Regions from separate parts of the Mus musculus genome. Here all the other regions are linked to region 1. Evidence: chromatin loops called from intact Hi-C (ENCODE). Cell type or tissue: heart. All regions are shown on one strand. Links, peaks and the distances in the headings refer to the core of each region. The heading gives the core; the rest is flanking DNA.

Evidence for each region. A loop is a pair of places that touch in the nucleus more often than their neighbours do. Peaks named below come from ENCODE experiments on the same cell type or tissue, not always from the same donor. Only the 100,000 strongest peaks of a DNase experiment are listed, where the experiment ranks them.
Region 2: it touches region 1 in a loop (4-fold over the local background); 27 of 42 quality-filtered maps call a loop at or near these places.
Region 3: a loop joins it to region 1, with 2.7 times the contacts of the local background. A loop is called at or near these places in 22 of 42 quality-filtered maps.
Region 4: a loop joins it to region 1, with 2.9 times the contacts of the local background. A loop is called at or near these places in 14 of 42 quality-filtered maps.
Region 5: it touches region 1 in a loop (2.3-fold over the local background); 2 of 42 quality-filtered maps call a loop at or near these places.

What each region holds. Positions count from the first base shown.
Region 1 is chr9:22,152,395-22,158,433 of GRCm38, forward strand. It overlaps Pigyl (phosphatidylinositol glycan anchor biosynthesis, class Y-like), which reads left to right and starts at 4,452. Exons shown (of 2, transcript NM_001082532.1): 1 at 4,452-4,519; 2 at 5,338-5,961. The coding sequence starts at 5,601. The coding sequence ends at 5,816. In heart, for the core only: CTCF peaks have their summits at 3,302 (motif pointing left), 4,538 and 4,793; DNase peaks (open chromatin) are centred at 3,427, 3,537 and 4,447; H3K4me3 peaks cover 1,749 bases; H3K27ac peaks cover 1,296 bases.
Region 2 is chr9:22,068,329-22,074,367 of GRCm38, forward strand. It overlaps Zfp653 (zinc finger protein 653), which reads right to left and starts at 3,048. Exons shown (of 9, transcript NM_177318.3): 1 at 2,721-3,048. The coding sequence starts at 3,013. It overlaps Ecsit (ECSIT signalling integrator), which reads right to left. Exons shown (of 9, transcript NM_001253897.1): 6 at 5,355-5,412; 7 at 5,098-5,246; 8 at 4,654-4,759; 9 at 3,918-4,252. The coding sequence ends at 3,996. Gm16845 (predicted gene, 16845) reads left to right here and starts at 2,674. Exons shown (of 3, transcript NR_040407.1): 1 at 2,674-2,836. In heart, for the core only: a CTCF peak has its summit at 2,571; DNase peaks (open chromatin) are centred at 2,553, 3,093 and 4,143; H3K4me3 peaks cover 1,826 bases; H3K27ac peaks cover 1,757 bases.
Region 3 is chr9:21,975,044-21,981,082 of GRCm38, forward strand. Rgl3 (ral guanine nucleotide dissociation stimulator-like 3) reads right to left here. Exons shown (of 19, transcript NM_023622.4): 8 at 5,641-5,744; 9 at 5,459-5,543; 10 at 2,339-2,386; 11 at 2,147-2,233; 12 at 1,902-1,934; 13 at 1,696-1,817; 14 at 907-1,002; 15 at 749-817; 16 at 565-664. Among named protein-coding and RNA genes, the nearest start is that of Rgl3, 11 kb to the right of the region's middle. In heart, for the core only: a CTCF peak has its summit at 3,196 (motif pointing right); no DNase peak of the experiment used is centred there; H3K27me3 peaks cover 879 bases.
Region 4 is chr9:22,408,818-22,414,856 of GRCm38, forward strand. 9530077C05Rik (RIKEN cDNA 9530077C05 gene) reads left to right here and starts at 2,730. Exons shown (of 7, transcript NM_026739.3): 1 at 2,730-2,932. The coding sequence starts at 2,908. In heart, for the core only: CTCF peaks have their summits at 961 and 2,648; a DNase peak (open chromatin) is centred at 2,654; H3K4me3 peaks cover 891 bases; H3K27ac peaks cover 594 bases.
Region 5 is chr9:21,998,219-22,004,257 of GRCm38, forward strand. It overlaps Ccdc151 (coiled-coil domain containing 151), which reads right to left and starts at 4,416. Exons shown (of 13, transcript NM_029939.3): 1 at 4,028-4,416. The coding sequence starts at 4,256. Prkcsh (protein kinase C substrate 80K-H) reads left to right here and starts at 4,770. Exons shown (of 18, transcript NM_008925.2): 1 at 4,770-4,870; 2 at 5,181-5,319; 3 at 5,459-5,575. The coding sequence starts at 5,241. In heart, for the core only: a CTCF peak has its summit at 4,372; a DNase peak (open chromatin) is centred at 4,553; H3K4me3 peaks cover 2,103 bases; H3K27ac peaks cover 1,590 bases.

The DNA of each region.
Region 1 (6,039 bases), core at 1,192-5,191:
CTCTCTCTCTCTCTCTCTCTCTCTCTGGTGTCACCACAAGTGAAGCTCAACAATGCAATGTAAGATGAACCAATGCATGCATGCGGTCAACGAACACTAGCAAGGTGAGCGAAGCCAATCAGTGCTCGAGCTCCCACGTCTTCGAGGTCATACTTACATTCTTTCTAAACACCATGCGTCCTTTCACGTGTCTGCTATGGCAAAACATCTGACTTAACTGACTTTCCAAAGAAGCCAGAAGTCTCCACTTCAGACTTATCCACTGCTTTTACCGTTTTCAATGCCTGCGATGCTCTCTTCCATGTGTTGTTCTGTTTGTGAGTCACATTTCTGGGGCTTTGTTTGACATCCTACACTTTTCCCTTTTAGTTTTATTTCAGCTTGGGTTTTTTTTTAGTGATTCTCTTTCTACTTTTATCTGTTGTTAGGATGTCAGTTCACAGGAATCGGCAGCGGAATCCACTTGCAAACAGCATTCACAGGTCAGCAAGGGCAGCTCAAGTCAGTGGCAACCTTGAGGCTTTGCCAGTCGGTCGGAGTCTGCAGAAGCTGCAAGAAGCCATCAGAACACCACCAGAAGTTCTTTGATGCATTTCTCTTTATGAAATCATGATAAACATTGATCAGCATAGATGGCAAGGTGAACCAATACCACACAGTGCCCTCCACTGTCTGTTGGGTTATACTTATACCCTTTCCAAAAACCACATGTTCTCACAAGCATTCGCTCTGGCGAAACATCACATGCTCTTTTTCTAGGCAGCTTCCAGAAAAAAACACCATGTGTCTGCTTCAGCAAAATATTCTCCCATGTGTCTGCTTCAGCAAAAACATCCTGTCATTAAGACAGCTTTCAGAAAAACATTGCATGACACAATTGAGTCTCCAAAGGAACCAGAAATCTCCACCTTCAGATAACTTATAAGGAGACAGTTGTCTGAGTTCAGCTATCTCAAGGACAGCTTCTCCATCTTGCTGTCGGCTTCAAACTAAATTCAAGTTCCCAGGCCTGGGATCCAACTCCTATCCTGATTAGTGGAAACTCCCTTGCTAACCCCTTATGTCAAATATGATTGAGCAATGCCACAGTCTACCCTGCTTACCTAGCTTTACGGTTTTGTCCTTTAAATATGCTGTGCGACTTTCCTCCAGGGTTGCAGTTCAGCTCACGGGTCTGATCTCTGGCCCTGATCACTCAGTAGTGGCTTGATTACAATAATTTTGTCATCGCCTTGACCTGGTATTTGAGTTGTGTTGGATCTAAGCAGATTCCATAACATAGGAAAGCCTTAATCTGGGGCTGCAGCAGGAGGCAGAGTCTAAGATATAAATCTCTGAAAATCTTCAAAAGGAAAGAATCAGAACTGGAGCTGGAAAGATGCTTAGTGGACAAAAGAACTCACTGCCAGTTTAACAACCTGAGTTTGAATCCTGGGATCCACATGAAGAAAGGAGAGAAATGACTGCCATAAATTCTCCTCTGACCTCTCCATGCTCAATGTGGCACAGAAGCATGTGTGTCCACACACAAATAAACAAATGAAATAAAATGTTTTATAGATTTGCTTATGTATATGGGCATTTTGCCTGCACATGTCTGTGTACTGCGTGCAATGCCCGAAGAGGCCAGAAGAGGCGTTACATGGCCTGGAACTGGAGTTACAGGTGGTTGTGAGCTGCTATGTGGAGATATAAGTCACCAATTTAGGAAGAACTTAATTACAGATTTGTGAGATAGTCACACAATTCCTTTAAATTAAAAAAGAATGCATTTTCATCTTGTCACTTACCAGGCAAGCTGTGACAATTAAAATATTAACCGAGGGGGCTGGAGAGATGGCTCAGCAGTTAAGAGCATTGACTGTTCTTCTGAAGGTTCTGAGTTCAAATCCCAACAACCACATGGTGGCTTACAATCACCTGTAATGAGATCTGATGCCCTCATCTGGTGTGTCTGAAGAAAGCTACAGTGTCCTTAGATATAATAATAAATAAATCTTTAGGCCGGAGTGAGCAGGGCTGACCGGAGTGAGCAGAGGTCCTGAATTCAAATTCCCATCAACCACATGATATACATAAAATAAATTAAAAAATATTTTAAAAAATTAACCTAAAGGTTAAGGAGAGCTAGTAGAGAAAGGGGGAAATGGCAATTGAGAAAGACATTTTTAAAGGTACCATGACTGTAGAGGCTCTAATGAAAATCTTAGACTGAAACGCCCTTACTTGTAAAAGGGTAAAGTGTGTGCAAGACGTAGGCCAGGTGCATATGCATCCTGCTGGTTGGTTTTTACCATCAGCTTGGTACACACTAGAGTCATCTGGGGAGAAGGGTCCTCAATTGAAGAATTACATCCATCAGATCGGCTTGTGGGACTGTCTCTGGGGCATTTTCTTGGTTTCTAGCTGATATAGGAGCGGCCAGCCCATCGTGGGCGGTAACAAACCTAGGCAAGTGGGCCTAGGTTACATGGAAAGCTGTCTGAGTGTGGGAGAAGAGGCAAGCCAGTAAGAAGTGGTCCTCCGTGGTTTCTGCTTCAAACTTCTGCCTTGAGTCTCTGCAATGAAGTCCCTCCATGATAGATCGTGACCCCTCTGCTGTCTGCCCCTCATCTCTCTGACACCCTCTTCTGGTATGTCCGAAGAGAGCGACAGTGTACTCATATTCATTAAAAGTAAATCTTTTGTTGTTGTTGTTGTTGTTGTTGTTTTTTCGACACACGGTTTTTCTGTGTAGCCCTGGGTATCCTGGAACTCACTCTGTAGACCAGGCTGGCCTTGAACTCAAAATCCGCCTGCCTCTGCCTCCCAAGTGCTGGGATTAAAGGCGCGTACCACCACTGCCCCGCAAAAAGTAAACCTTTGAAAAAACAAAACAAAAAACACCTTGTCCTAACACGGGGTTTCCTCTTTACCTTTTTAAACCGCCATTTCCCTGTGCACCACGTCTTTCTCCCCTCTACCCAGAGGCAGTCCTTTGCTGTGCTGTCATCATCCTGTCTGTTGTGACCCCCCCCACCCCCCTTCTCCCTCATCCTCTATCTCCTGTCTTTGGCTCTTATTCCCTGCCCTTTGAACTTTGGGGCAAAACCCCTCTACGCTAAGAACTTGGTCTTGGGTATCTTGCGCCAATACTGGCCTTTTCACAGGCGTGTGTAGTGAGTGCCTTTACCTCTTGAACTATCTTGCTGGCTATTTTTTGTTCCGATTTTAAATTTTTAAATTAAAAAATGTTTGTTACTTGCTCTGTGTAAACCATAGGATGGTTTGTCCTCAGCTCTCTCCTGCCACCTTGTGGTTGCAACAGAAGCTGCACGGACTCTATACCACTACTTACCTCTGAGAAGAAAAACTTTCTGATCTTTTAGCTTGCGGGAAGATTAAGGGATGGAGCTTCCTGTGCAGTACTGTGCAGAATCCTAGCTCAGCCTCATTTTTCTTTACGCTGGGATCAGAGATAACACTGCCTCACTAGGCAAGGCAGTGGCCGGCCCCGTGGACAGCATTTACGAACACCGTCCCTCCCCCCAACCCCAAGGCACACACACTCATCGTCTTACTATGTAGTCCGGATGACCTGGAACTTGCTATGTAGACCAGGCTGGTCTCGAACTCACAGAAATCCGCTAGCTTTTGCCTAAGGAGTGCTAGGATTAGGAGTGTGCTTGGCTACATTTTCTCTTAAAACTTCATTTTGCACTTTTTGCGGGAGTACACTCAGGTGTGCCACAATACATGTGTGGAGGTCAGAGGAAAATAGTTCTCCACCATGTGGGTACCGGAAGGTCGATCTCAGGTAGTCTGACCTGGCAGGAAACGCCTATACTCGCTGAGCCATCTCATCAGCACAAACTATTATTTTGCCATTTACCGATTCATACGTAAAATAATGTATCAGTCATCTTTCCGCTGCTTAAGAGGATAGATGATAGTGGCTGAGGCCAGGTGCGATTCAGGATTCAAGTTTATCAATTAGAAGTGGGGAAGGCAGCCGGGCATGGTGGTGCACGCCTTTAACCCCAGCAGAGGCAGAGGCAAGTGGATTTCTGAGTTCGAGGCCAGCCTGTTCTACAGAGTGAGTTCCAGGACAGCCAGGGCTGTCTCGAAAAACCAAAAAAAAAAAGTGGGGAAGGCTTTTCAGTGCAGAAAGACCCCACTGTCTGCTCTGGAGCGCCATGAATAAACTGTGGCAAATACGTTCCTCTCCTACTTCCAGCAGGACTAGCATAGGGGACGCCCAGCCAGAGACGATGGGATCCTTAGCTATCCGGTGCTCTCAGAGTCTTTCTGGCCTCACCCGTCAATCAAGACCACGGGGGCGGAGCCTGAGCCTGGGAGCGAAGGCAAGGTGAACTGTCCAATGAGCACGCGCGGACCGGCTCCATCGCGGGATCTGGGTTCCTCACCCCGCCCCTGCAGGGATTTGATTGGGCGGCTGGCCGGGCTGTCCCGCCTTCGTGGGGCGGTGACTGTCACCGCCAGGCGCCGAAGGGACCGGACTCCTACAGGCCTGCAAACGGTGAGTTGAGGGTCTCGAAATACGAGCGGAGGAGCTGTTGAAACCGGCTGGGGCGGGACTCGCGCCAGCTTGGCGTCTGCGCCATGGACGCCGCCGACTCCGTTTGTCTGGCTGGTTCGTTTTCGGTTCGGCCGGGTTCCCCCTGTCCTGTCTTGCCCCGCTCGGCTCGGCTCGGTTTTCTTCGGCTCGGCTCGGCTCGGCTCGGCTCTGTCCCTCCGTCGGTCAGAGACTGCAGCGGGCTCGTTGCCCCTTCTGGTCCCCGAGGCGACTGCGCCCAAGGGATGGCGCTGTCTTCGGTCTGTGCATTGACCGCGGGTGGCTCGTGACCTGGCCCCAGGTTCTGGTGCTGGTTCCCAGCCAGTCCTCGTATAGAAAGCCTCACTCAGATGTCTGAAGCGAACCCGGATTTGTAGGTCGCATTCCGCTTCCCCAGTTCACAAAAACATTATCAGTCCACCTGTCCTTCATTCTGTTTTTCAAATTGCTTACTTCCCAAAGTAATTCATGACACTTGTAGTGTTTTAAGCATGGTCTGGCAGCCGTTCTTTTGTCACTGCCTCCTCAATACTGATACCTCTGATGGGGGTCACTATAGGCAGTTTTGGAGGACACTCCTTTTTTTAAAGGCTTCTTTCTAGCCGGATGTGGTGGCTTGGGGAGGCTGATGCAGGAGGATCACAACGTTCGAGGCCAGCCTGCCGGTTCCAGCAATCCTGTCTCTAACCTACTCAGTGCTGGTACTGGCTGCTTCCCCATCCTTTCCTCTCCCTTCCCGTCGCCTGCCCTTCATCTTGTCATCTTGCATTTTTCTCATACAGTTAAAAGACCTCTCGCCTGCGCTGCGAGGGACACAGGTGGTGTCTGCAGTCGCTGGTAACCGCTGCGTGTGACGCGGAGGCTGAGGAGCCGGCACCTTCGGCCTGGGACCCCTGGACTTTCTGCGTGCCCTTGGGAAGCATGCCTGGGTGAATGAGGAGTCGGGACAAGGGGAAGATAAGACAAGAGCGCACCCGCACGAGAACAGAACTTTTCAAACAACTGAGTTTTCTTGAGACAGTTAACCTTTTAAGAAGGGAGGAAGATGATCCGGTCCCTGCCCACCATGACCGTCCTCATCCCACTGGTCTCGCTGGCAGGCCTGCTCTACTCCGCCTCCGTGGAGGAAGGCTTCCCAGAGGGCTGCACCAGCGCCAGCAGCCTGTGCTTCTACAGCTTGCTCTTGCCGGTCACCGTGCCTGTGTACGTGTTCTTCCATCTGTGGACATGGATGGGCCTGAAGCTCTTCAGACATAACTAGGGGAGCCGAGGCCCCTCCTGCTCGGGCTGCCTGCGGAGTGGGGCATGGCCGGAGGTTCCTGGCTGTTGCAGATTCTTTTGTAGCTGAAAAATACTTTTCAATAAAATGTCTTATGGGAGAGGAACACGACCAGCCTTCATCCAAAGACTGTTTCTTCTAAGATTTGTTCTTAATTGTGTGTCTGTGTGTGGGTATGCGCATGTGAGTGTGGGTGCCCAAGGAG
Region 2 (6,039 bases), core at 975-4,974, 84 kb before region 1:
GGAGGTCTCACCATTCCTTAGCTCAGAGAACACTGGCACTCAGAGGTCCCTGGTAGATGGGATGTGGGACAGTGGAAGGAATGCTGAGAGGGGACCATGCCTACCCTGGGGGACACATACCCCGGATGTAGTCAGCCTTTGTGTCAATCATTAGAAACGTTACAGATGCAGGAGAGGTGGTGCACGCCTGTCTCCCCAGCACTCAGAAGGCAGAGGTGTGGGGATCTTGAATTGAGACTAGTCTGGACTATATCAAGAAAAGGACAGCTTAGGTTATATAGGAAAGCCTTGTTTCAAAAAGGCAAAGTAGGGGCTGGAGAGATGGCTCAGTGGGTAAGAGCACCCGACTGCTCTTCCGAAGGTCCGAAGTTCAAATCCCAGCAACCACATGGTGGCTCACAACCATCTGTAATGAGATCTGACGCCCTCTTCTGGTGTGTCTGAAGACAGCTACAGTGTACTTACATATAATAAATAAATAAATAAATAAATCTTTAAAAAAAAAAAAAAATTTAAAAAGGCAAAATATTGGAGCACATACTTAGAGTGCACAATGCCCAGGTTTCCTTTTCCTGAACCACACAAACCTATGTGGTAGCTCCCGCCTGTAAGCCCAGCACTCAGGCAGGAGAGCAGGAGGACAACTGCAGGTTCCTCCTCCCTGGCTGCCCAGGGCCTACCCTTACCACTCATGCTTCTGTGTCCAGGTTTCCTGGTTTAAAAAGAACGTGTTAACTCATTTATTTACAGGGTAAGGAATGTGCCATAGTGCTTGTGTATGGAGGGCAGAGGATAACCTGAGGGAGGAGCGTCCTTCCACTACCATGTGTCAAACACTTTCCTCTGAAGTGCTGGGATTACAAATATGCAAAGAATCTAGAGCTTCATGAAGGATGGGCAAGCTACTGATGGAGCCATATGCCCAACTAGTAGGGTTGTGTGTGTGTGTGTGTGTGTGTGTGTGTGTGAGAGCGTGCGCCCAGAGCTTCTCACACATGAGACACTCCACCACTGAGTTATACCCCTTGCTCCTAGCTGGTTATTGCCCCTAAGAATCAATGTATTTTTGTTTTTTGTTTTTGTTTTGAGACCTCTGTCTCTCTGTGTAGCCCTGGCTATCCTGGAACTCAACATATAGACCCAGCTGGGCTCAAACTCAAAAAGCTCTAGTTGCATCTGCCTCCAAAATGCTGGAATTACAGGCATGTGCCACTATGCCTGGATAACTTCTTAAAAATGATTTTACTATTTCATGTGCATAAGTTTTTACTTGCATTCATGTCTCTGCACCTGCCTGATGCCCTTGGAGGTCAGAAGAGGGCATGGAATCCCTTGGAACTGGAGTTACAGATGGTTGTGAACCACAATGCTGGTGACTGGAACCAAACCCAGGCCCTCTGAAAGAGCAACAAATGCTCTTAACTACTGATCCAACCTCTTCAGGGCCTAGAATCAACTCTTAAAGAATCATTCATACAGATGAGTGCAGACAAGAGCAGAACACGCTACACCTGAACCCTTACTATGGGCCAAACCCTTTCTATGCTCTCTATTTTCATTTTGTATTTTATTTGAGATAGAGTATCGTTATGCAGCCCTGGCTGGCTGGAACTGTCTGTGCAAACCAGACAGATAATATCCAATCCAGTGTTCACACCATGCAGCTACTGGCTGGGGAAGCTGGGGCAACAGCTGGAGTCCCAGGGTGAGCTTTCCCTCCATGGCTTAGCATCCAGCTTGTCTTCCCACTGTGGACACCTGCACTGTGAGACAGCAGGAGTAACCTCTATTGGAAATGCTCCACCTTCTAGCTGTTCTTAAGGGCATGGGGTTTTTACTCTTGGGCACTTCTGCTGTCCTTGTCTCTTCCTGGAGGACACTGAGAGAGACATGCTTGAGTCTCAAACAGGAGAGGCCATCTACACTTTCAGAGCCTGCTTCTCAGTGTGGCAAGCTGCACATGACAGTTTACCAATAGGTCTGACAACTACAGCGTGGTGAACCATTCATGGTCTTAGTCTGATCCCTAGAGGGCACGTGGTAGAAGAGGACTAGCTCTGCAAAGCTGTCTTCCCACCTCCTTATGTGGGCCTACATACACCACACACGCACACATACACAAGAATAAAAGTGCCCTCACACCAAGCCTGGCACATGCCTTTAGTCCCAGCACTCAGGATGCACACAAGTAACCCTGACAAGGTTGTTGAAACAGGTGGCTGGGTTAAGGCTGCTTTCTTGTTGAGGATCCGGGTTTGGTTCCCACAACCTACATGGTGGTTCACAATGGTGGTTTCTGGGGATCCGACACCCTTTTCTGACCTCTGCAGGTAGTTCATGCACGTGGTACACATATATCCACGAAGGCAAGGCACTCATACGCAGAAAATCAGAGTGCCCAGCACCTTTGGAGGTTTACACCTGAGAGCCAGCCCCAGGCCAGGCCAGTGGAGGCGGGTCGACTCTTCAGACGGGCCAGTCGGAGCTTCCGAAGGCGGGCAGAGGGGTGGGGCACAGGCTTGCATTGGGTAGTCAATGGGTCGGAGGCGGAGCCGCGAGGAGGCGCGTGAGGGGTCTGGGTTGCCTAAGCCCGAGACCGAGGGCCGCCAGGCGGCCCGGGGGTGGGGCTTCACGCTCCGGGGGCGGGGCCGCTGCCCTTTTCGTCCCTCCCCCGGCTTCTTCTCTCCCTCCCTCCCTCTCCCGGCCCCGCGCCCCCTTACCCGTGGCGACCGCTACGCTGGCCACGCTCCAGCGAAATGAGGTAGGCGGCAAGTTTGGCGTCGCTCCAGCCGCTGCGGCGTCTCAGGTCCACCCAGGGGCCGTGCGCCTCGCCCAGGTACACGCGCCGCACGTCGTACTTCTTCCGGGACTCGAGCCGCCTCCGGGCCCGGTCCGACTCGGTGAGCCGCGGCCGGCCCCGCGCCTTTCTGCCTGCCGCGCCTTCCTCTGCCGCCGCCTCCCCGCCTGCGCCCGCCTCCGCCTCCGCCCCGGGCTCTGGAGCCCGCTCCGCCATCCCCCCCTCCCTGGTTACCGGCCTCCCCCGTTGTTAGGAGCCTCGACCGGAAGTGGCGCGCCTAGTCTGCGCCGCCGGGAGATTTCTCACAGGGTCTTCTCTGCCCGCGGCGCCAAACGGGGACAACTAGCCATAGCTGCGCATGCGCGTAGTCCGTCCGGCCCAGGCCATGGAAGTGCGTTCTGTTGACAAGTCAGTTATTTGGGAGGTAGAGGCACTGGGTACTGAAACTCAGGTAATCCTTGCCTCTCTATTGAATTCTTCGGCAATGTGATTAAAGATTTTTTCAAAAGGGCTGGAGAAATGGCTCACTGGTTAAGGGCACTCACTGCTTTTCCAGAGGACCTGCGCTCAAATTCAGCACCTACATGGCAGCTAGAACTGTCTGTAATTCCAAGATCTACCATTCTCACATAAACATATATACATGCAGAACACCAATGCACATAAAATAAAGGTAAATACATTTAAAAGATGTTTTTAAAGGCCAACAAGTCGGCTCTGCAGGTAAGGTGATGGCTGGCATACTTGACAATCTGAGTTACATTTCCGAGATTCACAGGGTCATATATCGGAACAGACTCCAGCAAATGGTCTTCTGACCTCCACACATCCCTCCCATACCATAAATATATAAATGGATTTTTTTTTTTTTTTTTGGTTTTTCGAGACAAGGTTTCTCTGTGTAGCCCTGGCTGTCCTGGAACTCACTCTGTAGACCAGGCTGGCCTCGAACTCAGAAATCTGTCTGCCTGCCTCCCGAGTGCTGGGATTAAAGGCGTGTGCCACCACGCCCATCTATAAATGGAATTTTTGAAAAGACAAGTTTAAAAAAGGGTCCCAAGGTGGTAAACCCAAAAGAGCCCATGCAGAACATACGAAGGGAAGCCACAGGGCCAGGGAAGAGGTTTTGATTTTTTTATTTTCTCCATATTATTTCATACCAGCCCAGTCTTTTCTCCTCATGCCAGCTCTATCTGACTCAACTTTGCCCCTGCTGCTGCTCTGCCTGAATGGTCTCATCATCTTCCTCAGGCCCCTTGGGAGGACTGTGGGGAGGGGACTGTCCCTCCAGCCTTGAAGTTGTCAGGAGCTCCCCCGTGGACCTGGCCAGGCGGAATACCACTGGGATCTGTGCCAGGGTTGGGTTGGTCTCCTGCAAGCCTTGGATCCACTTGATCAATGTTGCCTGATCATGGGCACCAGCCATGCACATGGCGAAGACAGGGCCTTCTGTCACTGTTAGGAGAAGAGTTTGTGTCTCACCACTGTGACGTACTCTGAGCACCTCCATGAGTTCACAGCCAGCTCCCTGTGCCACATAAATGTTCTACATTTCCCTTGGCCATGCCACCCGCTGCTCAGATACTATCAAGAGACTAAGTTTGAGCCCTAACTTGGAGGCTACCATGTGCCTCCTCCCAACTCCCCACATATAACTTGACTGTTCCCTGCTGACCTGAGGCTTGCGCGTATTCTGGTCACATCACTAGTCAGTATAGAATGCTCCTTAAAAGATAGTACAAAGGGGAGAGGGAGTAGCCAAGGAGAGGTACCCTGGGGGGCATATGACCCCTCATCCTGTGGAGCGTGGACAAATGGCCACCACACAGATGTGCTGTGTTGAGACCTGCTTTTACCTTCATCCACGTCAAACTCATAGTCGTCCCAACCACTCCTTGAATATTCCAGGTCCAGCTTCTGTGGGTAGTACAGCTCCCATTCTTCTGGGATCTCCTCTACTTTCTACCTCAGGCAAGAGAGCAGGCAGGATTAGAGGCCAGAACACAAAACCTGTCCCTCAGCTGAGCCTTCAGGACAGTGCCAGCCCCACCCCCAACACAGAATCTGTAGTTCTGGCTAATCTGGAAGTTGCTGTGTAGACCAAGCTGGCCTTAAACTCAGAGAGCTCGGCCTGCCTTGCCTTTTTTTTTTTTTTTTTTTTTTTTGGGTAAACATTTATGCATACCCCTGTGTAATTCAGAGGACAACTTGTAGGAGTGAGATCTCTCCTTCTACATGGGCCCTGGGGGTCAAACTCAGGTGGTCTGGCTTGGCAGCAAATGCTTTGGCCAGTAACTCACCTCTTCCTCAGGAGGTGGCAGGTCAGCTCTTAGGATGTGATAGTAGACACACTTATTACGAAGCCAGAGAGGGAAGGGGCCCTCAACAAAAACAGGCCTGGATGGGTTGTGGCGGGCCAGGGCAGCTTGCTGATCTGGACTCTGGATTCCTGGTGTAGAGATGAGAACCTGTTGGTGCCTTAGCAGCAAAAGGCCCAGGAGCTCATTTAGTGGGCCCAGAGGGATCCAGCAGAAACTGGGATAGGCTGGGGCCTTACCTACAATGTGAGGCTGTGTGGGATCTTCCATGCCTGTCGAGTCACTGGGCAAAGACATCTGCAAAGAAGAGCAGGGCGGTGACTCCCCAACCTCTACAGGGGAGCCTAAGAGCAAAGGGAGGGAAGGGGTGCTTCCTGGGCGACTGCACCACGTCTTTACAAGTAGCCTTTCTCTGCTTCTTTGTAGCCAGCTTGACCAGAGTGCCAACACTGAGAGTTTACCCAGAAGCCATCAGCCTAAGTTCAGCCTGCAGTGAGCTAATCCAAGTCACTGTACCTACATAGCTCAGTTTATCCATGCGCAAAAATGGCAGTGACAGAAAGTAACAGTTCTTCAGATGGTATCAAGAGCTTGACTCGGCTGGGGAGTGCTTGCCTAGCATACAGCATAAAGCCAAGTTTCTCTCTTTTGTCACTCACTAGGAATGGAACCACAAGCCTTGAACAAGGAAAGCAGGTGTCCTACCACTGAGCCATACCCCCAGCTCCATCCCAACAGGGAATAAGGCAGAGACTCCTGTGTAGCTCTGGCTGACATAGAGCTCCCTATGTACGGGCCACACCTGGCCCGTCAGTGGTTTTTTGTTTTGTTTGAAGCACTATGTAGCCCAGGCTGACCTTTAACTCAGAAAGATCCAGGCATCTCTGCTTCCCAAGAGCTAGGATTAAAGACAGGAGCCACTGT
Region 3 (6,039 bases), core at 1,071-5,070, 180 kb before region 1:
GTTCAAGGCTAGCCTGGGCAACTTAATGTGACCCTGTCTCAAGACAGTGAGGGCCTACGGCACGGCTCAGTGATAATGCCTTTATGAGGTCCTAGATTCAATGCCAGTACTTTTTGTTTGTTTGTGTTGTTGTTGAGACATGATGTCATGGAGCTTAAAATCATAATGTAGCCAAAGATGGCTTTGAACTCATGATCCTCTTACCTCCAACTCCCAATTACTGGGATTACAGGCCTGTACTACATACATTTAGCTGGAGTACTGCTCATTAGGGAAAAAAGTTGTAGTGATCACTCCTGATGTGCCTGCAGATAGGTGGGGATCCAGGTCAGACTGACTGAGGAGAAGCCAGAATGGTAGGTGATTGCTCATTGGCGGTGGAGATGTCCAGTCTCCCAGATAAAGCAACAGAGAGCAGCCAGACTCTGTGATACATACCTGCAGTTCTACACACACGCACACACACACACACACACACACACACACACACGCACGCACACGCATGCACACACTCTGAGCCTTGGGTGCCCCAGTCCTTTATAAAATCACAGATTGTCCTGGTACCTTGGTGCTGGGGCTCTGAGGCCCTGGGGAGGCTGGAGGACTGCCCGGAGGAGGAGGCTCTCGGTTTCTAGGGCTGGATGGGGGTGAACCTGGAGACACACTGGTAAAAACACAGAATCAGACTGGGAGGACTGGCGTGTCTTTTGTCCTGGCATCTCTAGTCCCCTCTGCCTCAGACACTCACCTGGAGGTAGGTGAGGACGGATCCCCGGGACTCCCGCCAGGAGATGAGTTCTTCTCTCGGGACAGCTTCCTAGGGTAAGGACAAGGGATGTCTTACCTCCAGGAGTGGATAGCCCCAGTTTCTACCTACATGGCTTCCCTACACATCCCGACACTCACGCACTGAGACGCTTTGTGAGGCTGATGCGTCGCCGGATACGAGGGGAGCTGGGACAGGAGGCAGCTGGTGGCTCAATAACACGGGAGACTCGGTAGCTAGAGAGGTTCAGGAAGCAGAGGAGGTAACGGTTAGAATGAGATGTGAACCACTTCTGGGGTGAGGAGGAGAGGGGTTAGAGCCCTGGGTCAAAGTCAGGTTAGAAATGGGAATCACTGGGGTATCAGGGTGCATTACAGATGCGGTGAACTGTTTGGTTAGTGGGGTGCAAAACATTCACAGGTGAGATTAGTTAGGGGTGTGGCTCATACATAGAGTGCTTGGCTAGAGTCCCCCAGTGGGCTGTGGCTGTGGCATAGGGGTCACACCCGGCATGTGTGTGGCACTGAAAGTGATAAATAAAGCAGAGATTCCAGAGCAGAACCAGGCCAGCTCTAAAGTTCAGGGTAAGGTAATTCGGGGGATCAACTGGACGTGAGTGGAAGCAACGGGCTGACTGAGTTGGACAGCGAGAGAGTTCCTCAGACTAGGACTGAGTGATCAAGGCTGCAGATTTGGATAACAAGATCAGAACAGTTGGGACAGTCAAGCTGAGTGGCAAAGTGAACAGTAAGGGCTAAAACCGGAGTGTAGGGTGGGTCAGGATTAGGGTTGGAGGAGGGTGATGGCCTTCGGGCGGGAGAAAAGAAAGGTCCTGGGGTGGAGTTGCCTTCAAGATGGGGCCTGGAATATTTCTGGAAGGGAAGGCAGGGTGGGTTGAATGAGTGACGTGGACTTGTTTCAGTGGTCACCTTTGCTCCTCGCTGAGCTGGCGCTGGGCTCGAAGTGCAGCCAGGATTGGCGGGCGGGGGCTCAGGCTGTAGCGCTGGCAGCGTTGCTGTAGCTGCTGGATTCGGGCCAGGATCTCCCACTCCTGGGGGGGTGTCTACTGAGATCCTGCCTCAGCCTGCCTCCCACCCTTGGGCATCTCACCCATCCCCAACACCCTCCCACTTACCTTCCTCCTCTTTTCAAAGTTGATGAGGTTTCCCTGAGGGGGCAAAGCTGGCTTGAGCTATAGTATCCAGGGTCAAGGGTCAAGGGTCAAAAGTCAAGCTTAAGAGCTAGGGTGGCACAAGTCTCTATGGTAAGCGGGGGTGGAGGGAAATATGAGTTCAAGCTAGATCAAAGCTGGATGTCTGGAGAACTGTTGTGTTGGGGATAATAGGTCAGGGGTCAAGAGTCAAGGGTGGGAGGTCAAACCTTCAACGTATCCGGTAAGGCTGTATCCAGCATAACCAAGTCTGTGAGGAAGGTGCCAAGGTAGGGGACAGGACCCGGGGGCAGTTTCTGCAACCCCCAAAGGTTCAGTTATTCATGGGCATCACTGACCCCACACCACTCCCCCAGAGTTCCCCTTTCACCCCGATCCCCATCATGAACCATACTGCTTACTGATGGCAGACTTCCTGAGGGGCAGTCATCATCCTCAGTGGTCTCCTCCTGAGAGGAAGAGAAAGACTACATGAATCCGAGGCCCACTTTGACACTTCTCACGGAGGCACATATGGAGGCAGCTGAGCTGGCTCAGGAAGGAGGAGGGCCTGCTGCCAAGGCTGGCAACCCAAGTGGGATCTCCAGGACCCACCCGAGAGGACCAATCTGACTTCCAGAAGCAGATTGTGGTATGAGCATCCTTCCACACACACACACAAGTAAGTCACAAGCCGGGGGCTAGGGCTGTAGTGGGAAGGGCTGGGTCCCATCCCATGCAGTGCATAAACTGCCTGTGTCAGTGTATTCCTGTCATCCCGGCACCCCACACAGAGGCAAGAAGATCAGGTGCTCAAAGTCCTCCTTATCCTACAGGAGACCCTGTCTTAAAACAAAAGAACATCACAAATAGGTTGTTAATGCCAAACGGGGCGTGGAGTTAGCCTATGGACAGTTAAAGCCGGAAGTCAGGGCGAGACCAGAGTGGACAGGAAGAAAATGTTTGTCCCCAGTCTACTTAGAACTGCCGACTGGGGATCTCTGGCAGGACCTGAGCACACTTCTGAACAGCAAGGTCTGTTTTGTCCCCATCTGGACTGGAGTCCCCTGGGAGGGCAGGGGTGTGCTTGGTTCTTGTAGGTTAGAAATAATGGCTGTCACACAGGGGCTTGGCTTTCTGCCCATTGAAGGCCCCTCACCTGAGACACACTTTCACTAGAAGGTTTTGTTTTGTTTGGGGGTTCTTTGTGTGGTGGTGGTGGCAGCGGGTGCAGGGGTGGCAGCGGTGTGTATGCAGTACCTCAAAGGGCCAGAAGAGGGCATCAGATCCCCAGGTGCTTAGTCACAGGTGGTTGTGAACACTGGAAACAAACTGGGGTCCCCTCAAAGGCTGAAAGTGTTCTTGACCACTGACCATTTCTCTGGCTCCCCAGATCTCAGTTTTGATTTTATTTCCCCCTAATTTTGTTTTGAGACAAGGTCTCACTGTAACCCAGTCTGGTTGTAAATGTGGGATCCTCCTGCCTCTCTCTGTTCCTGAGTCTTATGTTTACAGAGGAGAGCTATCTACCTATTTTCTTTCTATCCATTAACAAGACTCTTCCTCCCCTCCCCCATTTTTGTTTTGTTTTTGAGACAGGATCTCATGTAGTCCAGGCTGACCTCAAAGTCTCTTTGTAGCACAGAGTGACTTTGAATTGACCTTCCTGCCTCTGCCTCCTGAGTGCTGCGGCGACAGGTCTGGACAGCCTCACCCTTTTTTTTTTTTGGTTTGGTTTTTGTCTTGTTTGTTTGTCCAAGACAGGGTTTCTCTGTGTAGCCCTGGCTGTCCTGCAACTTGGTCTGTGTTACCTGGAGCTCAGAGATCCACCTGCCTCTGCCTCTCAAGTGCTGGGATTAAAGGTGTGTGCCACCACCACTAGGCTCCAACCTCACCCACTGTATACAGTGCTGGGGATGGAGCCCAGGGCTTCATCATGTGATGTAAGCCTCTGCCAACTGAGCCCCAGCTCCAGCCCTGCTTGGTGTTTACTGAATACCTACTGTGCTGTCATGCGCTGTTTTGAGTGCTGACTAGCCAAGGGTGACAAACTGTCTGACCATTAGTGAGGGAAAGATGGGAGAGTCAAGATAACTCATGACAGGGAAAGCAGAAACAAGGGGCACTGGGTACACAAGGGGACGGTGAAAATGATGGGAGGGGGTGCTTCTTGAAGGGAGAGCCATTTGGGAGAGACATGCAGGGGGCGAGTGGGCAAAGCACACACCTATCTTGAGGGATACAGAATATTCCAGAGCCAGAAATCTAGCTCCATGTTCATCTGCACAGAATTCACGCTGAGGACAAACTCCCGATTCTGATCACAGCTGACACCTGCTACAGTAAGTCGGACATACTGGCCCACAGTCACAACCCTGCTTATCAAGGTAATTCCCCAAGCGTGGTGCCCCCCCAGCCCCACCCCCACCCCCTCGCCGGGCCATAACGTTAGCTGCAGGGAATCGTTCCCTCTGAGCTTCTTGGTTTTCGCTGAATGAAGACTGAGTGTGAGTAGAGAGAACAAGCCGGAAAGAGGAGAGCTGGGCTGCTGCGGACAAGACCACCAAAGGAAGGACTCTTCCCTAGGCTCAGAGCCTCCTAAGCCATGGCTAGCCTGGAGCTTGCTATGCAGACCAAGCTGGTCTTGAACTCAGAGATCCACCTGCCTCAGCCTCCCAAGTGCTAAGATTAAAGTATGTGCCACCAGGCCCTGCTTTTTAAAAAAAATTTTGTTTTGTCTTGAGACAAGACCCCTTGAACTCACTATGTAACCAAAACCATCCTTGAACAACTGATCCTCCTCCACCTCCCAAATGCAGGGATTAGAGGCTACACCACCTGACCTGAATTATACCGGCTTCACACCTATGATTAAGATCTGTTCCCAGCCCTTTGTGCGTGTGTGTTCATGCTCGTACATTAGGCCAGAGGTCAACATCAAGTATCCTGGGGCTGGAGAGATGGCCCAGTGGTTACGAGCATTTGTTGTTCTTGAAGGTGACCTGGGTTTGATTTCTAGCGTTTATGACTCTAACTCCAGTTCTAGGGAACCTACCTGATGCTCTCCTTGATCTCTGTAGGTACCATGAATGTACGTGGTACACACACATACATGGAGGCAAGCAGTCATAAACATTAAATAAATAAACACATAGATAATAAGCAAATAATAAATACCAAGCATTTCCTATATTGATCTTTGTATTTTTGAGCTAGGGTCCCTCGCTTAAGTTGAAGACTGATGTTTTGGGCTAGATTTCTATCAAGTGAGCCCAAGTCCATCTGTGTATGCCTCCCGCGCTGGCTGCTGGAATTCCACATCTGCCAGCCAGCTTTTACCAACTGAGCCCCTCTCCCCATCTCCATACTCTTGGGATATTTGAGACAGTCTCACATAGTTCCACACTAGTCTTGTTATATCACCCTGGCTAGCTTGCTGTGTAGACTAGGCTGACCTCGAATTCACAGTGATCCTCCTGCCTCAGCCTCCCAAGTGGTGTTGTTACAAATATGAATCCCTTGAATTCGGGGGTTCCTAATACCTGGGAAAGAATCGCTCGGCTGCTGAGATGGTTATCCTCATCAGAAAAAATCTGTGACAGTTTCCTGAAAACAGACAGCGGTTCCCTGTAGGGGTGAGAGGGGCACAGTCAGGCTCAGCGGGGGTGGGAGTGGGGAGGGGGGCACCTGGGATAGGGCATACTGTGCATGACATCCAACTCACCGGCTCACAGCTCCCCAGCTGCGCTTGAGTCTGTAGATGGGGTTAGATTGCAGGGCGGACAGGATCGCTCGCAATGAAGAGAAATTTCGTAGTTCCCTGCACCGCTAGGGGTGAGAGGGGAGCTCTGGTCAGCAGCCACACTCCACTGCTGTCATCTCCCAATCACAGCTCCTTTGTTATAGTAACTTCGTGGTTTGTTTTGGTTTTAAAGACAAGGTCTGGTTACACAGGCAAGGCTGATCTCTAACTCTCCATCCTCCTGCCTCCACCTCCCAAGTGCTGTGATTACAGGTATGTGCCTCTATACCCAGGCTGTGGTTGGATTTTCTGATACCAGGTCAGATTCCAGGTCTCATAACTAAACATGCAAACAGATATTTCCCTTGCCTTTCAGGAGCC
Region 4 (6,039 bases), core at 633-4,632, 260 kb after region 1:
GAGTGACATTTGGAAGTGAGGAAGGTGTTCTGTAGACAATCAGGAAGAAGAGTATTCCAAGCAGGAAGACTTACAGATAACAAAGGACGTGTGGTAAAACAGTACGTAGTGCATCTCTAGAACAGTGAGAGCATAGTAGGAGATGACATCAAAGAGCTGAGCAGAGCTAAGTCATAAAGAACCTCCCGGGTAGCTCATGAGCAGGGTGGCATGATCCCGTGGCAGCAAGATCCCTCTGGCCACTGGGTTTTGAAAACAGATTTGAGTCATGGTGAGACTACAGGATCATCCAGGACTCAGCTTCAGAAACTGAGGGTTGAGACGCCAGATGGGGTCATGTAACTGAATGTGGGGGTTGGGAAAATTTCTGTCAACAGTAAAACATTTCAGGCCAAAACACTGATTCCGAATCAAATGTATTGAATCCCTCTGGAGCATTTTGGGCAGTACTCACCGGCACTGCAGCAAGTGATGTCACTGCAGCTTTGGCTCTGAACACAAAATATGTATTTTCTATTGTATATGGTGTCACCCATCAACACTAGTGAAAGTGAATGCTACCTGAAACACCTGAGCTTGAATTCTACACGATTTGATGTTAAGAGTGGCAGTGCTTATATAAGGTTTTCTGCTCTTATGGAAACATAACGTGATGGATTAATTATGGAGACAAAGGCTTTTAGTATTTTTCCACCGCCACTCCCCGGCACGTAAGTACCTAATATATCTTATGAGTGTACTGGTTTAGAATGTTTTGCTTTAAACGTTGGCATTTGAAGGGCTGAGGGCTGGCTCAGTAGTTAAAGGCACTTGCTGCTCTTGCAGAGGACCTGGGTTCATTTTGCAGCGCCCACGCAGTGCCTCACAGCTATCCATAATCCCAGTTTTGAGGACTCTGACGCCCTCTTCTGGCCTCTATGGGCACTAGGCACACACATGGAACACATGAAAGGAAACACTCTACCCACAAATAATTTTTTAAAGACCACATTAAATTTTTAAAATAATCTTTAAGAACAATTTTTTAAAAGCTGTGTGAGGTTGTATACTCCTGTAATCCCAGCACTTAAGTGGCTGAGGAGAGAGGAGGGTCAGGAGTTCAAAGTTCTCCTCAGCTGTGTAGTGAGTACTAGGTCAGCCTACATGAAGCTTGTGTCCCTGCCAAAGGATGTGCTGATTCCAGTTTTCTTTCTTGATTGAAATGAACCTTGTCTTGGGATTAGGACAGAATTTCCAACATTCTGAAAATCACTAAGCATACTTCTGTGAGTTTATCCTGTGAGCTTATGTAAAATGGTACTCTCAGCATTGACAACTATAAAAGTGAAAGAGAAAAATCACCTCTGAAAAATGTGGAAGATGCAGGCTGGTGAGATGGCTCAGCAGTAAAGGCACCTACCACCAAGCTGACGACCTGAGTTCCATTCCCAGAACCCATTTGGTGGAAGGAGAGAACTGACTCCTGCAAGTTGTCCTCTGACCTCCACACATAAATCAAGGCATACAAGTGCTTACACACACACACACACACACACACACACACACACGCACAGAACTGTGTTGAAGATACTCTGTGCCCTGCATTATTAAATATTCAGCTGAGATTATTTATGTAAAAATAAACAAGCACATCCATCTCAGTGTGAAATTAGCTTTCATATTCTAAAATGGTAAAATTCTATATATACAAATAATAGATTTAAAGTAAATTTATGATTTAATTATTCACTATCAACTTCTCCCTCTCAAAACCCCTTTATGCAACCTCAGATATATACATAATATAATATAGATATAATATAGGGTGGCTTCAAGCTTATAGAGGAATTGGAACATCTTGATCCTCCTGCTTCTACCTCCTGAATGCTGGAATTAGAGATGTGTACCACCAGGCCAGGTTTGTATAGTACTGGGGATTAAATTCAGGGGTCTCTGAATGCTAAAGAGAGCCCTTCACCATCTGAGCTACACCCACAGTCTGTTTCCTTTTTCAATTCAGTTTAAAAAAAATTGTGTGTATTTCATGAGTGTTTGCGAGTATGGGCCTGGGGAGAGCCAGAGGGATGGGGTGCTCTCGAAGTGGAGTTACATGTAGTTGTGAGCTGCCATGAGGAAACAAACCCAAGTCCTCTGTAAAGTAGTCAGTGTTCTTAACTGCTGAGCCATTTCTCCAGATCTCCTTTTTAAATTAAATATTGCATTTATTTATTTTATTCTTTTTTTTTTTTTAGACATTCTTGTATAGTCAAGATGGTCTCAAAATTCACTATATAGCAATGATGGTCTTGAACCCCTGATCATCTTTGCTGCACATCTCAAGTGTTTGGATAACAGGAGTGTGCCACCATACCTGGCCATTTTTTTCTTCTAAAATCGCCCTATTTATTTCATACCATGTAAATTAGCTGGAAGGTCAGGGGTCTGAATTTGCTCTGGTCAACTAAAACTCAGAATTATTACACCATTTCTATTTCCCTCTACCATCATGAAATGAAGCCCTTTGAGCCTCATACAGATCCCGACCTCCCCACACAAACACCCCAGCCTCTGCGGACCAGCTCCTTGCACGGGTCCGCGTTGTGCACGCTGGGAGTTGTAGTTCGCTTCCCTTCTCTCCCTACGAGCAGGGTGTCAGTCGCAGGAGCGCCTCCAGCGGCGAGCATGTTTGGTGGCGTGGAGTGCGGGAAGAAGGCAGGATCGTCTCCTAGCAACGGGGTTGCAGCGACGTCACCGTGGCGGGTTCTTAGCTCTGAGACTAGGTGGAACCGCCAGAGCGCTTTCCAGCCTCTGGGTAAGACGTGGTCCTCCACCTTGCGCTGCCAGTCCTGCCCCATCTGGTCTCGAGCTGCCTTACGGGAGTTTTCGTCGGTGCGGCCCGCCGGCCTTGGCCTTGGCCTTGGCGGGACGATGCTGGAGTCTATTCGCGTAACGGGTGAGTGTAGGCACTGCTGGCCCAAGTGGCGCGGCTGCAGCGGGTGGAGACCGTTGGGTCTGGGACTCGGAAGACCAGGTGCAGTCGCACAGCCCTAGCCCAGCAGAGGTGAGGGGCAAGAGCTGTGCAATCTAGAGAGTGTAGAGTCCAATACGATTCCAGAGCATTTTAGGTGTGTAGTAAGGTGTTATATTTTCTAGAATGTTCAGAAAAAAAAAAAATCAGCTGTGAAAACACATCTCTACATTTCAGTGTATGTTGTGTATTTTTGTTTGCATTTATTAGCAAACATTTTGAATTGATGTTATTAATAAGAGCAGGTGTTTAGATCCAAGGTTGGAAAGTTTGTCTTTCATTTTTGAATAGATATGCATATTAGCCCTATTTAAATCTTTAATAATATTAAACAGTTCCAGAGTCATTTTCCTAGCATTTGATTCTGCATGAAAACATTTCTGCAGGACAGATACCAAAACAACGGAATAAAGGGAAATAGCTAATTCCCACAGTAGAGTCAAAAATAAGCCTAGAACTTTTAGCTTCAGGCTATTGCAGTACCCAGTAGACCAATTTTCCAAATTAGTTGTTTTGAACCCCTGACCCTCCTGCCTCAGTCTCCCCAGTGCTAAGATATGGACATCAATAGCTAAAACCATTCTTTAAGTTAGCATACAAAGTAAGAGGTTTCATTATGGTACTTTGAAACTCCTTTCATTATATGTTATTGCAGAACTTTTTAAACTGAAAAACTAAATTATTTTTAAGTGAAACTACTTTCTCATCTTAATTTTTTTACACTGTTTGCTGTTCAGTGTTATAAAACACAGAACCTACTGTTGTGCGATTGCGATAACCTACAGACTATTCCACTGTTATGTTGACAGGAGACATGCAGTTATAAAAGCCAAGATCTTAGAGGCCACTTAAATTGGCATTAGGCTTTTTAAAATTGTGATTTGATGTAGATATAACTCTTTCACCTTAAAACACATTATCAGAGGCAGACGCAGGTGAGCTTAGTCAGCCTGGTCTACAGAAGTTCCAGACCAGCCACTGATACCCTGTCTCTAAAAACAAACAAACAAAACTCCCAAAACAATACAATGTCAAAACGTTGCTTTAAAACATCAAGCCTGGCAGAAGAGTGGCAAATATGAGGATGACTCAGTGGTCCGTGTGCATGCAGCTGCGTAGTCGGGCTGATGGGATACTTGCTTACTAGAGACCAGGATCGAACAGGAGATGCCAGAAAGAAATGCATTCTTATGTACACTAACAAAGGTAATGAAAACTTCCGGTCCGTTTTATGATATAGAACAAGGCCTCTCAGCCACAGCAGTTTAATATTGAAGGAGTTAATTCTTTATTGTGAGCGACTGTTTTAACACACAGAGAATTGTGACAACCAAAAATGCCCTGTGGGTGGCAAAATACTCTCCCTATCATCCAGTTAAAATCATTGCCTGCAAGACAATAGATTCTGTTGCCACGTGAGTCACTGGGTTTAGAAACTACACCAATTAAAATTATTTTCCCCCAAACTGAAAGTCATTGTGGTGAGAGAATGATTAAAATATTAGTATGGCATATGATTAAAATATAGTATTAGGAAACAGATATGTTGAGAGTCTGCAGTACAGACTGTATTCCTATAGAGCCAGGGGTTTGCAGATGGATTCTTTTTAAACTGAACACCTACTCTTGTTAAATCAGTTCTTTCACCAGAATTTAATGGACTACAAGTGGCAGACCTTCGTGGTCGTGCATTTTCTGATGTAGGTAACTTGGCAGTGAAACACTAGCATTAGGGAAACTTGTTTCTGGTATTTTTAAACATTCACCATTGTTACAAAGCGATTATTAGTATTAGTATTGTTAATTTATTATATAGGCTCTCCTGTTGTGTAGGCTTCGTGCTGACATATCTGTCAATCAATAAATGGGACAACCAGAACCTTTATGGAGAGTGTAGCTGAGAAACAGATCTGTACTATCCAGACTTCCCCTCACTCTGCAGTGTCTCAGATGCCCCTGCCCCTTTCTTGCCAGTAGAACTTGATTGCAATAAGAACACTGATGAAAATGTGGACCTTTTTTCTTTTTGCTTTGAAAGAGCAATATATATGCCAGCCTGGTGGCACAGGCCTGGAACCCTAGCTACTGGGAAGCTGCAGCAGGGAGATGCAAGTTCAGGTCTTCCTGGCTAACTTAAGTGAGTGCCTGTCCCAAAATACATGTCTGGGGGACTGGGGATGGCCCAGCTGAGAGCGTGCTCGCCTAGCATGCAAGCACCCTGCTTCTGGTGCCCAGTGCCAGCTAATCCAGGTGTGGTAGTGCACACTTAAAACCCTACCACCCAAGATGTGGAGGGAGAGAATCAGAAGTTCAAGTATGGTAAAAAACTATAAATGTAGACTAAAGTGGCAATTTACATTCCAAAACTGAAGCAGTTGTTTGTAAAATCACTTTGTATGGTACCCGAGTTTTACTTAGTCATGACGTTCTGTGATCTAGACATGACATCCTCGTGAAACTGCTAACAGGAGGGTGAGGTGACACAGAAGTGAAAGTTATTAAAAAAAAAAGAATGTTGCTTAGAAATGGCATCAAGTCAGAAAAGGTTTATTTTCTTTCCTCTCTCACTCCTCCCTCTGTCCCTTGTCCCTTTGTCCCTTTCTTTCCTGTTTTTTTTCTGCATGGTACAGAGTGGCCTCTTGGCTTAGTCTCCTGAGTGCTGGCATTACAGGTTGCAACACCACATCTAGTTCTAGCTCATCTCTTATAACTCTCTCTCCTCACCAATTCCACCCCTTCTCCCTCCCCTCTCCTTCTTCTCCTCCCCTCCTTCTTCCTCCCCTCTTCCCCTCCCTCTCTCTCCCCTTCTCCACTCCCTCCCCCTTCTCTTCTCCTCTCCCTCTTCTCCCCCTCCTTTCCCCCTCTATCTCCTCCATCCTCATCCCCCCCTCTCCTCACTTTGTAGCTGTGACTGCTGCAGAGCTCACAGCCGTCCTGTCTCCAGGATCTCATAAGGACCACAGCTAGCTACTTCAGTGTCTCATGTCTTTCTGGGATGACGTTCTTTTCCATCAAGCCTCAGGCAAGCAGCT
Region 5 (6,039 bases), core at 2,040-6,039, 150 kb before region 1:
GAGAAGATCTACTTGGTAGTGGTGGTGTTTTTGTTTGTTTGTTTGTTTGTTTGTATATTTTAGTTTTGTTTTGAGATAGGGTTCCATGTAGCCTGGGCTGGCCACACACTTGTCATATAGCCAAGGCTGGGTATTGCTCCCCATCCCTCTGCCTCCCAAGAGCTGGGATTGCAGCTGTGCACCTGTCAGATTACATCCAAGTCATGCAGAGCTGGGATTGGAGTGTGCCAGACAAGCACCCTGCTAGCTGAGCTACAGACCCAGACTCTTACAGAAGAGGAGCGGGAGGAGGGGGAGGAAGAGAAGGAGGATGAGGAGTGGAAAAAGAGCAGTGTGTTTGTGTGAGAGCATCCACACATGTATGGGGTGGGGGTGGGGCATACACCCATCACTTGGAGACCAGAATGACATTGGTGTTCTAGCCCATTCTTTTATCTTTTTTACAGATTCTATTTCGGAGGTTGGAGAGACATGGCTCAGCAGTTAAGATCCAGGGCTCTTCCTACAGAGGATCCGACTTCAGTTCCTAGCATCCAACTGAGTGGCTTACAGCTGCCTATACCTCGTTTCCAGGGGATCAGACTTCCTCGTCTGGGTTCCTTGGACACATACACTTCTATGCATAGACCCACACACAGATGGACAAATGTTATATACATTATTAAAACAAAGTAATATACATTGTTAAAATTTAAGATCTTAAACTAAGTGTGTGTGTGCATGTGTATGGGGGCTGAAAACTGCACTTGGGTCCTCTGTAAGAACAGTATCTTCCCTGCTGACTCATCTCTCTGGTCTCCCACCCATTCCTTTTGGAGGTGGGGGTCTCTCTGTGACTTTGGGGCTGGAACATCTGCTAGGCTGAAAGTCAAGAAGTCCCAGTGAAGCTCCGTTCTCTACCCGGCCAGCAGCTGAGGTCACCGGCACTTACAGGCACACCCAGCTGCTTCTGTGCTCACACTGAAATTCTGCTCTGCAGGATTTTGAAGCAAGTGCTCACAATTGTGTACTCTCATCTCTCCACCACCATCACCCTCTTTGGTCTTGCTTTTCTCAGAGAAAGTCTCTTATAGCCTAGGCTGGTATGGAACTCACTTTTGTAGCCTAGGCTAGCCTTGAACTTTTTTTTTAAATTAAAATATTTATTTATTATTATATCTAAGAACACTGTAGCTGTCTTCAGATGCACCAGAAGAGGGTGTCAGATCTCATTACGGATGGTTGTGAGCCACCATGTGGTTGCTGGGATTTGAACTCAGGACCTTCAGAAGAGCAGTCAGTGCTCTTAACCACTGAGCCATCTCACCAGCCCTAGCCTTGAACTCTTGATCTTTCTGTCTCCAAGTCCCAAGTGTTGAGATGCTAGGTGTGCCCCACCATTCCTGGTACTCAAACTCTTTTGCAATCCATCTTTTGCTTGGTTTCCTTAAATAGGGTCTCAGTACGTAGCTCAGGCTACCTGGGTCCTCCTGCCTCAGCCTCAGTCTCAGCCTCCTGGTATACACCACAAAGCCAGTGTAATGGTCCCTGACTGTTGAGAGAGGGTACACATGGGATGAATTCTGATGCCCTAAGGCATAGTAGAATAATAACAGCAGAAAACATCTCATGTGTTTCCAAATAGCTATACAAAGGATTATATGCCCCACACAATAATATCAGTGATGTCTGATGATGACAACGCCAATTACCACAATCTAGTTATGATACAGTGTTCTATAATACAACTCTGCATCCCATAAACATGTATAAGTATTCCACATCAATCAAAAACCTTATGAGCTAAATAGATGTGGTGGGTCACTTAGCAGGCAAAGGCAGGCAGATCTCTGTGAGTTGGAGGCTAGCCAGGGCTATACAATAAGATCCTGTCTCAGAAAACAAAAGATAAACAAACAAAAAGCAAAAATCAGGGACCGGAGAAATGGCTCAGTAGTTAAGAGGCCAGCTTTACCAGAGGTTGATTCCCAGCACCCACAAGGCAGTTCACAATGGTCTGTAACTTCATTTCCAGGGGATCTGATACTCTTTTCCTACCTTCAAAGGCACCAGGAACACACATGGTACACAGACATACATTTAGGCAAAACATTCACACGCATAAGATAAAAAAGTATTTTTTTAAAAGAGCAAACCCATATAGTGACGGCTGTAGATCATGCCTCGTCTGTATGAGGCCCTGAGTGTGATCTTGAGCAATGAGCAGAACAAAATGAATAAGCAATCCGGTGTGGAGGCGCGACTTCAGCCTCAACACTCAGAAGACCTTGGCAGGCAGGTTTCTAAATTCAAGGCCAGCCAAGCCTACAAATCAAGTTCCAGGGCAGCCAAGGCTACCTTCAGAGACCTTGTCTCCAAACAAACAAACAGAACCAACAACATTGTCTCTCCAGCCCCTAACTTTCTTTTATTATGGGATAAAAATATCAATCTCTAGCATCCTATAAATCAGGTAGCATGCTTGATCATACCTTTTTCTCTTAGCATGAGAAAGGTAAAGGCAGGAGGATCAGAAATTCAAGGTCCCAGGAGACTAAACTCAGGTCATCAGGCTTGGTAGCAATGTCCTCATTTGATGAGACATCTTGCCGACCTACATTTCCTTGTTCTTTCCTCTCTTTCCTCTCTTTCTTTTTTTTCAGACAGAGTCTTACTCTGTAGCCCAGGTTAGCTTTTAACTCACTAGATACTCAATACTGTCCTCAAACGAATGCCAATCATCCAACCGTAGCCTCCCAAGTGTTCAATACAGACATGGGCCACCATGTCTAATTTACAGTATTTTTATTTTTTATGTATTTATTTATTTTCATTTTTTTTTTGAGACAGGGTTTCTCTTTGTAGCCCTAGCTGTCCTGGAACTCACTCTATAGACAAGGTTGGCCTTGAACTCAGAGATCTGCCTGCCTCTGCCTCCTGCATGCTGAGTACTGAGAAAAAAGACGTATGTCACCACTATCAGGTTTAAGATTTCTTCTTAATAATATGAGCAAAATCACAGTAGGCTTTTCCAAACTGTGGCATAAGCAATATTTGGTCTTGATAATTCTTTGCTGTGGGGGCTGTATTAGGCCTAATAACATGTAAAGCCTTCTCCTCGCCTATGCCTAATAAACTGGAGTAGTACCCTCCTGCATTCAGCAAAATGATAAAAAAGTCTGCAGACATTGCTAAATAGTCTCTGGGAAGGGCAGCATTATCTCCTCCCCCTCCAGGGAAGCCACTAGTTTTTACTTTCTACTACTTAACAATGCACTATATGAGCATTTTATGAATGTCAAGTACTACCTGTGCAGTTACTATGCCCATTTTACAGGTGGAAAAACTGAGTACAATTAGATGACTCTAAGTTCCCCAAGATCAAACAACTTTTATGCAGAGCAAGGATTCAGACCCCAGAGAAACAAACTCTCTTTGGGCTGAAGATATAACTCAGCAAAGTGCTTGAGTAGCATGAATAGAGCCCTGGGTTCCAGCCTCAGCACCGCATGATGCCCGCATGGTGGCACATGCCAATCACCCAAAAAGGTGGAGCTAGGTCTCCTTTGAGTTCAAGCTAGCCTGGGCCACATGAGGCTAACTCTCAAAAATAATTTAATAAATAAATAAAATTTGGGTGGGAGGGATAATGGCTCAGTGGTTAAGGACATTTGCTGCTCCTGCAGAGCGAGGAAGGTTGTTAGTCTCAAGCACCCACATTGGTCAGCTCATAAACACCTGTAACTCTAGCTCCAAGGGATCCAATGCCTTCTCCTGGCATCTGAGAGTACTGCACTCTGCCCACAGAAACGCAAAACAGAACAATAAATAAAGAAAAACAAACTCTAGAATCTGTGCTTTTCACTCACCCATATGCACATTAGAAGAGGTAATAGTACAAAGAAATGGGAAAGAAAGATAAGATTTGAGTGTTTGTTTCAAGTTGGTCACATAGACTCGTGCTGGAGAAACACATAGCGCCTACTCAGAAGACCTGGTGGGCACGGTTGATCCCGGATCCTTCGGTGCAGTCTGCAGCCATACTTACCTAACAGTTGGATTTTTCTTTGTAACTCAAGCACCTGTGCGTGCACAGAAGACTTCATTGCATGGAAGGAGGTTGCTGACTTGGGATGATGTGCAGGCCAGGCCTGTGCCCGGCCCATAGACTTGCTTCGGTGAACCTTACTGCCTTTGGCTTTGGAAGAGGGCGCTGGAGCTTGCTCCGGGCTAGTCACCGTGGTGGTCGCGGCTGCCCAGCACAGGGGGGACGTCATGGTGATCGGGTTAAGGTCGGGAAGCCTCTAAGGGGTAGGAGAATAACTACAAGTTGGCCTCTATAATCCAGGATCCTAAACGCTGGTTCCCTAGGCTCTGGGAATGCACTTCTGCTAACTGCCTGGCTGCGGGCCTCTTAGCATCTCCCGGTTGCTAAGTAACTTCCTCCCCCCGCCCACGTTCCCAAGGAAACCGCCCGCGTTACACTCCACTGCTCTTATTGGCTGACTCGGTTCGGAGGGGCGGTCCCACAAAGAGGCCCAGCGAAAGAGAGGCGCGAGCGTAGCGGTCACGTGACGCCTGCGTGTTCGCTGGCAGTGGCCAGTAACCCGCCACTCCCAAGATGGAGGCACGTTACGCCGCCATTAAGCGCTACACTTCCGATCTGTTCTAAGGTTAGGTCTTCATGTTCCTACTCAAGATGGCCGCCTCAGCGCCCGCACACGCACTCTTGCCACTCCTAACATGGCGTCCCGGAGTTGCCGTTCGCCAAGAGGGATGAGCAAAACGGAAGTGACGTATCCGGAGCGTTCCGTTCTCTTATTCTACTGCAGGAACCGTGGCTGCTGAGCTAACCTGGTGTGGTGGCTATTGACCTTTGCCTCTACCTCGCGTAGGTGATGAAGTAGCGATGGGAGGAAGGCACCCTAGTTTCTTATAGGTTGCAGCAGGGTGGGTGGTGTGGAGGGATCGTAAATCCTTTGAACCTTTGGCGGGAGTTGCCCATTTCACCTCTTTACCGAGAGACCTATGGTTTTGAGTTCACTTTGAGACTCTTCCACTGGCTCGGGGCGGAGAGACGCCCCTTGCCCTTGCACTTCCAACTCCGATTGTGCCCTCCTTTTCCGGAAGCAGTGGTGAGGCCGGTCTTGGGTAAGCTGCCTTCTCCCAATGATTAGATGCTTCTTCATTCTTTCCTACAGTGAGAGGCCATCGCGTATCTTCCTGCCGCATAACACACTTCCGGTCTCGGCCCGGACGGGATGCTGCTGCTGCTGCTACTACTACTACCCCTCTGTTGGGCTGTAGAAGTTAAGAGACCCCGGGGCGTTTCCCTCAGCAGTGAGTCTCTTCTTTGTGCATCGGGAGGGGCGTTTCAGCCTTTTTCCTCCGTTTCCCGTAGCATTTCAGCTGGTGAGTGAGTGGGACAGAGGTAATATTTATTTAAGATCTGAGCAGAGCTTCTTGTTTCCCTCACCAGACCATCACTTCTATGAAGAATCTAAACCTTTCACCTGTTTGGACGGCACAGCCACCATCCCATTCGATCAGGTGAACGACGACTACTGCGACTGTAAGGACGGTTCAGATGAGCCTGGTGAGCGTTTGCATTTGCCCATCGCCCATTAAATGAGCCTGCTAAGCGCAGATGCCCCAAAGAACTTGGATCTCACTCTCCTGTTGCTTCCTGCTCAGTGAGCAGAAGCAGGCACAGAAACAAGATCCCTGTTGGCTTGGATTAGCTGAGGGGCAGTGTTTGTAGGTGCCAGTCCTGGTTTCCATTCCCTATCAAAGGAACAAATGTCCAGGTGTATGACCAAGTCAGCAAATGTCATTGCAGGAACCATGAATGGCATTCAGGAGGAGGTGAGGTTTCGAGTCAGGAAGAGCCAACAGAAGACCCTCTCAGAAGTGGGAGGAGGAGGGAAACTGAATGGCCTTCTAGGGATTGATGAAGGCAAAGAGGAGTGGAGGGGAGTTGCCTGGCCTTTTTGAAGGGCCTCCGGAGAAGCTGGGGAATACTGGAGGATTGTGTTGCTGGCCCCTGAAGATACAGTTTCT